Linked DNA regions of Homo sapiens: region 2 is linked to region 1. The links are chromatin loops, found by intact Hi-C in ENCODE. Cell type or tissue: PC-3. All regions are shown on one strand.

Evidence for each region. Peaks named below come from ENCODE experiments on the same cell type or tissue, not always from the same donor. Only the 100,000 strongest peaks of a DNase experiment are listed, where the experiment ranks them.
Region 2: it touches region 1 in a loop (5-fold over the local background); 2 of 110 quality-filtered maps call a loop at or near these places.

What each region holds. Positions count from the first base shown.
Region 1 is chr10:56,344,475-56,349,474 of GRCh38, reverse strand. No RefSeq gene overlaps it. Among named protein-coding and RNA genes, the nearest start is that of ZWINT, 14 kb to the left of the region's middle. In PC-3, no CTCF peak of the experiment used is centred here; a DNase peak (open chromatin) is centred at 2,354.
Region 2 is chr10:55,987,257-55,992,256 of GRCh38, reverse strand. No RefSeq gene overlaps it. Among named protein-coding and RNA genes, the nearest start is that of ZWINT, 370 kb to the left of the region's middle. In PC-3, CTCF peaks have their summits at 2,665 and 2,875; no DNase peak of the experiment used is centred here.

The sequences.
Region 1 (5,000 bases):
CCTTTTGTTTTATATTTAAATAATGAAATGATTTGGGCCTTTGCATTGCATTTTATGTATCTCTAGAAAACTTAGTTTCCAATAAGAAAGGTATTAAGAAAAACATCTTTATTAAAGTACTTTACGATAAAATAATACTTTCTGTTAAAAATATTAATTTTTATCTTGTAAACGTAGTATAAAGCTGATGACCTGGTTTGGTTTATCTAGCTAGGCATCTTGAAGTGTCAAATGCATTAAAAATATATATGCATTTACACATATTCTAAACTGTTGTCAGGCATCCTTCTCTTCATAATTTAATTTATTTTGCTTTTTTTTAAGGAGTCATTTATTTCAATTATAAAGACACCTGGAAGCTACAGGAAACTCATCTAACTTAGTTGCAGTTCTGATTGCTATCAGCCGTTTGCTATTTTTTTACCTGAGTTTCCTGTTTATTTGTAAAGAATCTAAATGACAGCCTTGTTCATTTTTAAATTTTGTATTAGGAGCAGCATTCACATTTCGTGCTGTCTTTGAATTCAAGAGATGTTTGTCTCTTGGGTGTTTGTCTTAGTTGAATAATATTAAAGTTTTGTGAGGAGAACAGTGTCCTTGTTTTATTTGATCTCAGTTGAAGTCTATATAACATTTGTTATGTGGTTATATGAAATTATATGAAGGTCACTGTAATAATCGAAATGTGTTATCTTGGAAGATAGTACCACTGAGCTTTTAGTTCTTAAAATTTGATGTGCAATAGAGCCACTTGGAAGTGGTTTTTTAAACGCAGGTTTCAGTCATCTCTAGGAGATTGCAATTCTCAATTCCTGGTTTAGATTTTCAAAAGTTAACAAATACCTCAGGTGATTCTGATGTAGTGGATTTAGGGACCATTTTCTGAGAAACTTTATACTATTTCTCATTAAGGCTTTAGCATATTAACAAGTCACAAGATGATACTTAAAATTATGCAACAACAGACATGTACGTTCTGAAGAGGACTGGACATCTAGAAAGGAGTTTAAAGTACTGTTATACTAGGAAGAACCGGGTGTAATATAGTGATGGGAGCACTGTGTTCTGGCCTAACTCTGAAGTCAAAAAAGATGTGCACCCTGAGGCAGAAAGATGATGCCGAAAAGATAGTAATGGTAGAATGAAAACAAACTTCTGCTTTAGAGTGTTTTGGCAAAGTAATATTTTTATTAAACTCATACATGCTCACGCTCACACACACAGGCCTGAAAAGCAGATAATGTTAGATAAAGTGAGTATAAAATCTTGTTTTGTTCTCACAAGAAATAAACTCAGAAAATAGAAATCCTTATCTATGAAGAGATAAATTGCCCAATTTACTGGCTGTTCACCAAACACAAAGCTCAGTGACAGTCCCTATCCTCCTTTGGGATTAGATGAAGCCATATGACTGGATTATAGCTAAAAGAGTGTGGGAAGAAATGATATATACCACTTTCAAGTACAGCTCGTGAAATCCTCCCACACCCCGTCTTCCATTCTTTTTCTGTCTACTGACTAAATGGACAGGACACTGAGGAGCATGAGGAAGGTAGAGTCACAAAATGGAGAGAGCCTGGATCCTTGTCACTTGGAAGAAAATGGTTTAAGTAAGGATAACTGTGTTGGATTACTCTGAGCGAGGCGTGGGAAACAAAAAAAAACAACATTATGATTATATGAAGTCACTGAAATATTGAGGTTGTGATATCAGAGAGTTTAAACGTTCTGAACACTATCCTGATTTCCCTAAGCCAATATTTCAGGAAAATCTCTTCAACTATTGTTGATAATAATTAAACATGTGTTGGGCTAGGAAAAGCTACTCTTTGAAAGATCTTTATCTTCAGTATAAAAAAAAATTGTAGGCACACAAAATTTTAAACTGAAATTTCCACTTTAAGAGGGATTTTTGTCAAAGGAAGGGATGGTAGTTGTATTAAATTCTCCATTTCCCACATCAAAGATGCAAAAGTGTGTTACCATATAGTGCTTTACTCACTATTCCTTCAATCTCAAATATTCTGTGCTTAAACCCCAAGACATATCTGATTTGAGAAATTGATTGCTGAGCTATTTATGGTTTAAAATATATGGTATGTCAAAATATTCTTATGTTCTTAGGAAGACTAAACAGTTTGAATCATTTTGAAGGATACCCAATGTTTATAAACTCTCTTAACATGAGTCTTACCATGACTAATGAATTCTTTGATCCCTGACCAGATAAAAGTTTTGTTTGGTAGGTTTATAATATGCTCAGCTTCAACCAGTATGTAAATCAGTGAAACTTCTAATTGTCACTGTGAGTTTAGAATATTTTGTTCTTGTAGTTTCTTTGGGAAATGTGTTTACTCAGTTGCTGCATTTTTCCTGCTATGAGTCATTTAATTATACACATTTATATCAGCATTTGTGCCACCCCTTTTTTCCTCTCATATCACTTGCATGACTATCTCTTACCTGTTTGTCAGTTTCCTGCACCTTGAAGAACCTATGAGAAGGTGAGTGAACCACCATCATAAATGGTTCTAAAATTTGTTTAAAAAAAAACTTGTAGTATTTTGATTCAATGTTGTTGTTTTGGGTCCTCCTCTTGAAGCTTTCATGTATGAAATGTAAAGTTTATATTAAAGACTCTACAGTGATTTACTTTTACCTGCTTTCAAATTTCAAATTTCTGTATAGGATGGTGAGGTTTAGGGATGGTTTTCCTTATTTTTTTCCCTAAACTCATTGTTCTTGAATACTCTGTTTACCTATAGACAATATTTTCTAATATTATCTTTTAGAAAAATTGAACAAAGGAATCTCAAACAAGTGTTATTTTTATATTAAAAGTATGATAAATAATAAAAGTGAAAATGTTGATTTTCAATAGTATGATGTTTCAGTGTAATCTGAATATTTCAAGATAATTGAGTTGCCATAGCAATAACTGTTAGCAGTGCATTGCAAAAAAACCTTTTGATAAGAAATGTTTTGATTGTATCTCTTCCTAATTGATACTGTACATATCCATTATTTTCCTTAGTTGTTTTTATAACAATTTAATGGGATAGATATGTATCAGCAATCAGAAGATGTTTTATAGATAGGGAAACTATCACAACTTTATAATGTTTATCTTAAAAATACAAAATAAATTTTATCACTTTGACAAATCCTTAAAAAAAATGTATTTATCAATTGTCTTCAGCATATCTCAGGACAGAGTGTCAAGATTTCCACTGCACCTGAGCATACAATCTGTTTAGCACTCACCAAATTTTATTGTAAGTATTATTTACATTTCTAATTTAGTGATAAAACTTTGTCTTCTTTTTCTATTTATTATTACTGCCAAATACAGCAGCTATTGCATAATAGGTATCCAAAAGTTATTTCTTTGCAATGTATGATGATGTTTGTTCTTCTTATACTTTTTAACCTATATGTCAGTGGCATGGACTGAATTCATCAGGCACTCTGTCAGGTTACATTCAAAACTGGAAATGTATAAGGATAGATGGATGGGGCTTTCGCAGTGATCTCCAAATGAGTAAGGGTGTCTCATTCCCAACAACGGTGTGACATTCTAAAAGATATAGATGCATTTTTTATTGCAGAAATATATTTGGTATATATTTATATATTTGAACAAAATATTACCAAAACTTACATTTTAACTATTTTTAAGTGCACAGTTCAGTGGCATTATGTGCATTCACATTGTTATAGAGCAATCATCACCATCCAGCCCCAGAACTATGATCATCTTCACAAATTGAAACTTCATACACATTAAACTTAGCACGTCATTCCTTTCTCCTCTAGGCACTGGCAACTACCATCCAATTTCTAGGAATTTGACTGTTCTAGGTATCTTATAAAAGTAGAATCATACAATGCTTGGTTTTTTGTGCCTACATTATTTCATTTAGCATTATGTCCTCAAGGTTCATCCATGTTGTAGCATGTCACAGAATTTCCTTATTTTTTAAGGTTAAAAATAATACATTGTGTGTATATATCATATTTTGTTTAGCCTTTCATCCACCTTTTGGTGCTGCTGTGCCTATGGTATACAAATATCTGTGTGAGTCCCTGCTTTGAATTATTTTGAGTATATGCTCCAAAGTGAAATTGCTGGATCATATGGAAATTCTAAATTTAATACTATTGTCTACAGTGGAGGTACCATTTTAGATTCCCACCAGAAGTGTACAAGAATTGCAATAAATCCACATTCTCATTAACACTTGTTATTTTTTGTTATTTTGATAATAATAAGCCTAATGGGTGTGAAGTGATACCTCGTTGTGGTTTCGATTTGCATTTCCTTTTCCATAAGTGATGTTCATTTCTTGAAAAAAATATCTGTTCAAGTCCTTTGCTCATATTTTCATTGAGTTTGTTTTTGTTTTTCAGTTGTAGGATTTCTATATATATTCTGAATATTAATATTTTATTAAACATGACAGTAAATACTTTCTCCCCTTCTGTGGGTTATCTATTGACTTCATTAATTACATCATTAATAAACAAAATTTTTAAATTTTGAAGAAGCTTAATATGTCTACATTTTTCTTTTGTTGCCTTACTTTTAGTGTAATACCGAATAAACTCTTTGCAAAATCAAATGCAATAAAGTTTCCCTCTATGTATTCTTCCAAAAGTATCCTGTTTTATTTCTTAAATTTAGGTCTTTGATCCATTTTTGAGTTAATTTTTGCATATGGCATAAGGTAAGAGTTAATTATTTTGCATGTAAATATTCACTTCTCCTAGTACCATCTGTTGAAAAGACAAATCCTTTCCTCATTGAATGGTTTTAATGCTCTTGTCTAAAATAATTTGGCCATATATGCAAAGGTTTTTTGTTTTTCTCCCCCTGTGGTCTGTATTTTTCTTTTCATTGATTAAGATGTCTGCCTTTAATAGCACGCTCTTCTGATTGTAGCTTCTTTTCTTTTCTTTTCTTTTTTTTTTTTTTTTTTTTTTTTGGCGATGAGGTCTTA
Region 2 (5,000 bases), 360 kb after region 1:
ACCGGAGGCCCTTAGTGCGATAAGGCAAGGGAAAGAAAAAAATATATATATACATAGAAATAAGAATAGAAATAGAATAAACAATTAAAAAACATAAACAGATGGGAAAAGAAAAAACAAAATGTTCTTTATTCTAAAATGCATAGCTGTATAAAGAGATCATCCAAAAAAAATACATAAACTACTAATACTGAGGTTTGAATTTAATAAGATCTCAGGATACAATGTTAATATATAAAAACCAATTTTGTAACAATATAGATAACACAATATCATTTTAAAAGGTAAAACATTTAGGGATAGCTAGAAACAAATATATCCAAGCTCACTTCATTACAATGTACAAACATATTGTTAAAAGAAGACCTAAAGAAACAGAGGAATACAGGTAATTAAAGAGAAGACTCAATATTAAGATACCAATTCTCCCCAAACTGACATAGATTCAACACAGTCCAAAAAAAAAAAAAAAAAAAAAAAGTCCAGCAGGTTACTTCATAGAAATTAAACTTGATTCTAAAGTGCATATGAAAACATAGATGGCATAAAACAGCCAAGGCAATTTTTTAAAAGCAAAAAAATACAGGAATCAAACTAATTGATTTAAATGCCTATTATATGGCTACAGTAACCAAGATTATGTGGAATTTGTGTAATTATAGATAGGTAAAGAGTTAAAAAAATAGGTAAAGAGTTGATAAATGATAGATACAGAGTTTTCATACAGACAGTTTTCATATAGGCAATTGACTTTCACAAAATGACAAGGTAATTCAAAGGGGAATGGAGGTGGAAACAACATTCATATGCAAAAAAAGAAGAAATACGTTCCATATGCATAACTTAATTCAAAATAGATCGCAAACCTAAGTATAAGAGATAAAACTATAAGGTCTGATTGCAGAAACATGGGAGAAAATAATTTTGACCTTGAGATGCATAGATTTTTTAGGATACATAAAGCACTCATCATATAGCTTCAGCAAAATGAAAGACGATTATTTTTCCTAAGACAGCGTTAAAAAGTGAAAAGACAAGCCATAGTCTGTGAGAAATATTTGTAAAACACATATTTAATAAAGGCCTTGTATCCTAATTAGGTAAACAACTTTTATAAATTAACAATAAAAAATAAGTAAAAACAATCAAAATATTTAAATAAACACTTCTCCAAAGCAAAGAGACAGATGTCAAAAAAACACGCATTAAAAGACATTCAACACCTTAGTCATTCACTGAGTTAAAATTTAAAACCTATGACATGCCACTTTATGCTCACTGGAATGGCCAAATTGAGAAGACTGACAATATCAATTATGATATCAATTACAAACAAGAATTTGAACTTATAGCATCCTAATAAATTTCTTGAGGGAATGTAAAACAGATCATTTGGAAAACACCCTGGCAATTTACTATATAATTAGATAAACTCTAAAAAATCTAGCTATACCTTTCTCTAGTGTTTACCCCAGAAAATGAACACTCAAGACCTGTATGTAAATATTTATGGTAGCATCATATAGAACATCCTCAAACAGGAAACAATCTAAATATCTATTAACTGAGGAGATGAACAAATTTTTGGTAAACTCATTACACTAATCTATATACTACAGATAAATATATTGACTACCACTTGTTTTGTGGGAATTATTAAATAAGCTATCACATGCTAGACCACTTACTAAACTGCCTAGACATGTTTAAACATTATAAATGTAAACTGTTATTGTTGATGACAATGATGATGGTGTAGGTGATAGTAGTGTTGGTGGTGGTGATGATGATGATTTAGAAATGCAGTCACAGAGAGGAGGTGAGAAGAAATAAAATTAAAATTAAGAAAATAATTAGTAAAAAGTTAGTCTGCATAAAATTGGTATCACAAGTATGAGATACAGAAACCTCTAAATGTAGAAAGATATAATGAGTTTGGGAGAAAAAATATATATATATTTATTTTATGTATATTGGAATATATATTTATAAAATGTATCTTCTTAAATAAGCAGTTTGTTTTTCTTTCCTTCAAAACTGAGAAATTTTAATAGTGAAAAATCAAAATATCTTGAGAAAATATGTTCACACAGTTGCAAATTTTTTTTAATAAATAAGAATAAACATAAAGTGAGGCAAGGTAGAGTTTGGAAGAGAAACAAAGAAATGAAACAATGTATTAAAAATATACCTTAATTAATTGATTTGTCTTTACTGTAATTACAAATCAAGAGGTAATTTTATATGAAATTAATTTGAAATATTCACGTGTACAGATATGCACATTTGCATATTACATTAATATATGAATATATCATATGTATAATTTAGCATTAAGCAGCTGTTATTAAATGCCAAAAATCAGTATTTAGTGATGCCACTTAGAAAAATATTAAATAGAATAATTTGTCCAGTCTTTAGCTGTAGCAGCCTGCTGTATTTGGTTCGTTATATGTAAATAAACTCACTTATTTTTTAAAGTCTCTTTAACCCAATTGTCTCAGCTATTTGAATAATGTCATTCTCCCATCCTTTATTCATTTTCTTCTATATAAAAATACCTACCAAAAGTATCTTTGCATTTATTTTTCCCTTCAGTTTTCTTTGTTATCTGCATTGTCTTGTACATTCTCCATGTTATCCTTCTTTATTGACTCCTCAACTCAAGTAGATGAGTGATTTTTGAAGAGTAACCAAAAGCTGTAATGTAAAAAGTGGCCTCAAAAACTGAGTGTTAATAAAGATGACTAAAAATGCTCAGATATACTCAAGACTTTAGATGTATTTTGGTAAACACTATTCAGTTTTTCATCCAAACAGTATCTATTAAGGAAAATATGGTATATAAAAATGAAGGTATTTTCTGATAACACCTGTCCCTCTAGTGGAAAGGTTAATGCATTTCAAGATTTATTCTCAACGTAGTTTTCTTCAAAAGGATACCTTTTTATCAGACTAAATAACTGTAACTTTTTGTTTGTTTTATTTTTTAACTATGATTGATGTGAATTCAAGCAAATTCAAAGTCCACAAATGCGCAAAGAACAAAGGTTAATGGAGCTGTCGGAGCAATGCTGCAGAGACCAAGGGATCTGCCATAAAGGAGAAAATATCCTTTGTTTTCAGATAAACCCTTCACCAATATAGTCTATCCTTTTCATCATCTAATTTGACAATATAGTTCAAGTATGTAAATAAAATGCATATAAGGGTATTTCTAATAATGCACAAATGACTAGAAACTTGGCATCAGCCTAGATTTGTGTGTTCATTTTATGCCTAGGGCTTATATGTTTTTTAAGTACCAGTTTTTAAATACAATTATTGTTTTTATACTAGGATTTTCTTCAGTGTGCTTTTCTGTGTCTTTCTGTCTAATACTCTTTCTCTTTAAAAGATTTATACCACATTTACCCTTTCTCTCTCATTCTCTCTCGTAGTTGTTGATGATGTGATGTTTTTAGGTAGGTTTAATTTCTATGTAGCAAATGTAGCAAATAGTTGAAATATCTAAAGAAAAATGAAAACACAACCAAATGTGAACATCAAAACTCTTATTGAGTTACCTGGATACTCAAATATTTTATTTCCCAATACATGTAATTTACTTCAAAAACAGTTTCAGCAATGTCATCATTTGGATTTAGTAAAAGATTCTAACTTCAGTCTCCTAAAGCTACCCCAGTGTGACTGATACACAGCTGGTAGCTCCATTTCATTGTAAGAATGTAAGCTCACTCTGATAGGCATTTGTTCTGATTGTTTGATGCTCACCCATTCCCAGCCTGTAAATATCTGTAGTATTTTCACTGCCCCAATGATTAATGCCTGTAAATGACCTTATATAACCAAGTGCCAGGCTGTAGTACAAATTTCTATAATTGAAGGACGAACAAAGTGGGAGAGAAATGTTTCATATAATTAGTAGAAAATCAGTTGCTTCTTGCATATTCCTTACTTAGTTCCTGAGTGTTTTACACAAGGAACACTTTCATGAACATGTGTTTTTCATCTGAAACACCACAGGCACGTGCATATACACAAATACACACGATAAAAACAAATGAGCAGTATGGCCATTTTTATGTATTGATTTTTCCTATCCATGAGCATGGAATATTTTTTCATTTGTTTGTGTCAGCTCTGATTTCTTTGAGTAGTGGTTTGTAATTCTCCTTGTAAAGATCTTTCACCTCCCTGGTTAGCTGTATTCCTAGATATTTTATTCTTTTTGTGGCAGTTGTGAGTTAGATTGCCTTCCTGATTTGGCTCTCGGCTTGACTCTTGTTGGTGTATAGGAACATTAGTAATTTTTGCACATTGATTTTGTATCCTGAGACTTTGCTGAAGTTGGTTATCAGCTTAAGGAGTTTTGGGGCTGAGAATAGGAGGTTTTCTAGATATAGGATCATGTTATCTGCAAGCAGGAAGTTTGACTTCCTCTCTTCCTATTTGGATGAACTTTATTTCATTATCTTGACTGACTGCCCTGGCCAGGACTTCCAATACTGCATTGAATAGGAGTGGTGAGAGAGGGCATCCTTATTTTGTGCCAGTTTTCAAAGGGAATGCTTCCAGCTTTTGCCTCTTCAGTGTGATGTTGGATGTGGGTTTGTCATAAATGGCTCTTATTATTTTGAGCTTTGTTCCTTCAATACCTAGTTTATTGAGAGTTTTTAACATGAAGAGTGTTGAATATTATTGAAAGCCTTTTCTGCATCTATTGAGATAATCATGTGGTTTTTGCTTTAGTTCTTTTGTGTGATGAATCACATTTATTGATTCGCGTTTGTTGAATGAAACTTGCATCCCGAGGATGAAGCCTACTTGATGAGGTAGCGGATAAGCTTTTTGATTGCTGCTCGATTCAGTTTGTCAGAATTTTGCTGAGGATATTTGCATCGATGTTCATCAAGGATATGAGCCTGAAGTTTTATTTTTGTTGTTGTTGTTGTATGTCTGCCAGGTTTTGGTATCCAGAAAACAGTGGTCTTGCAGAA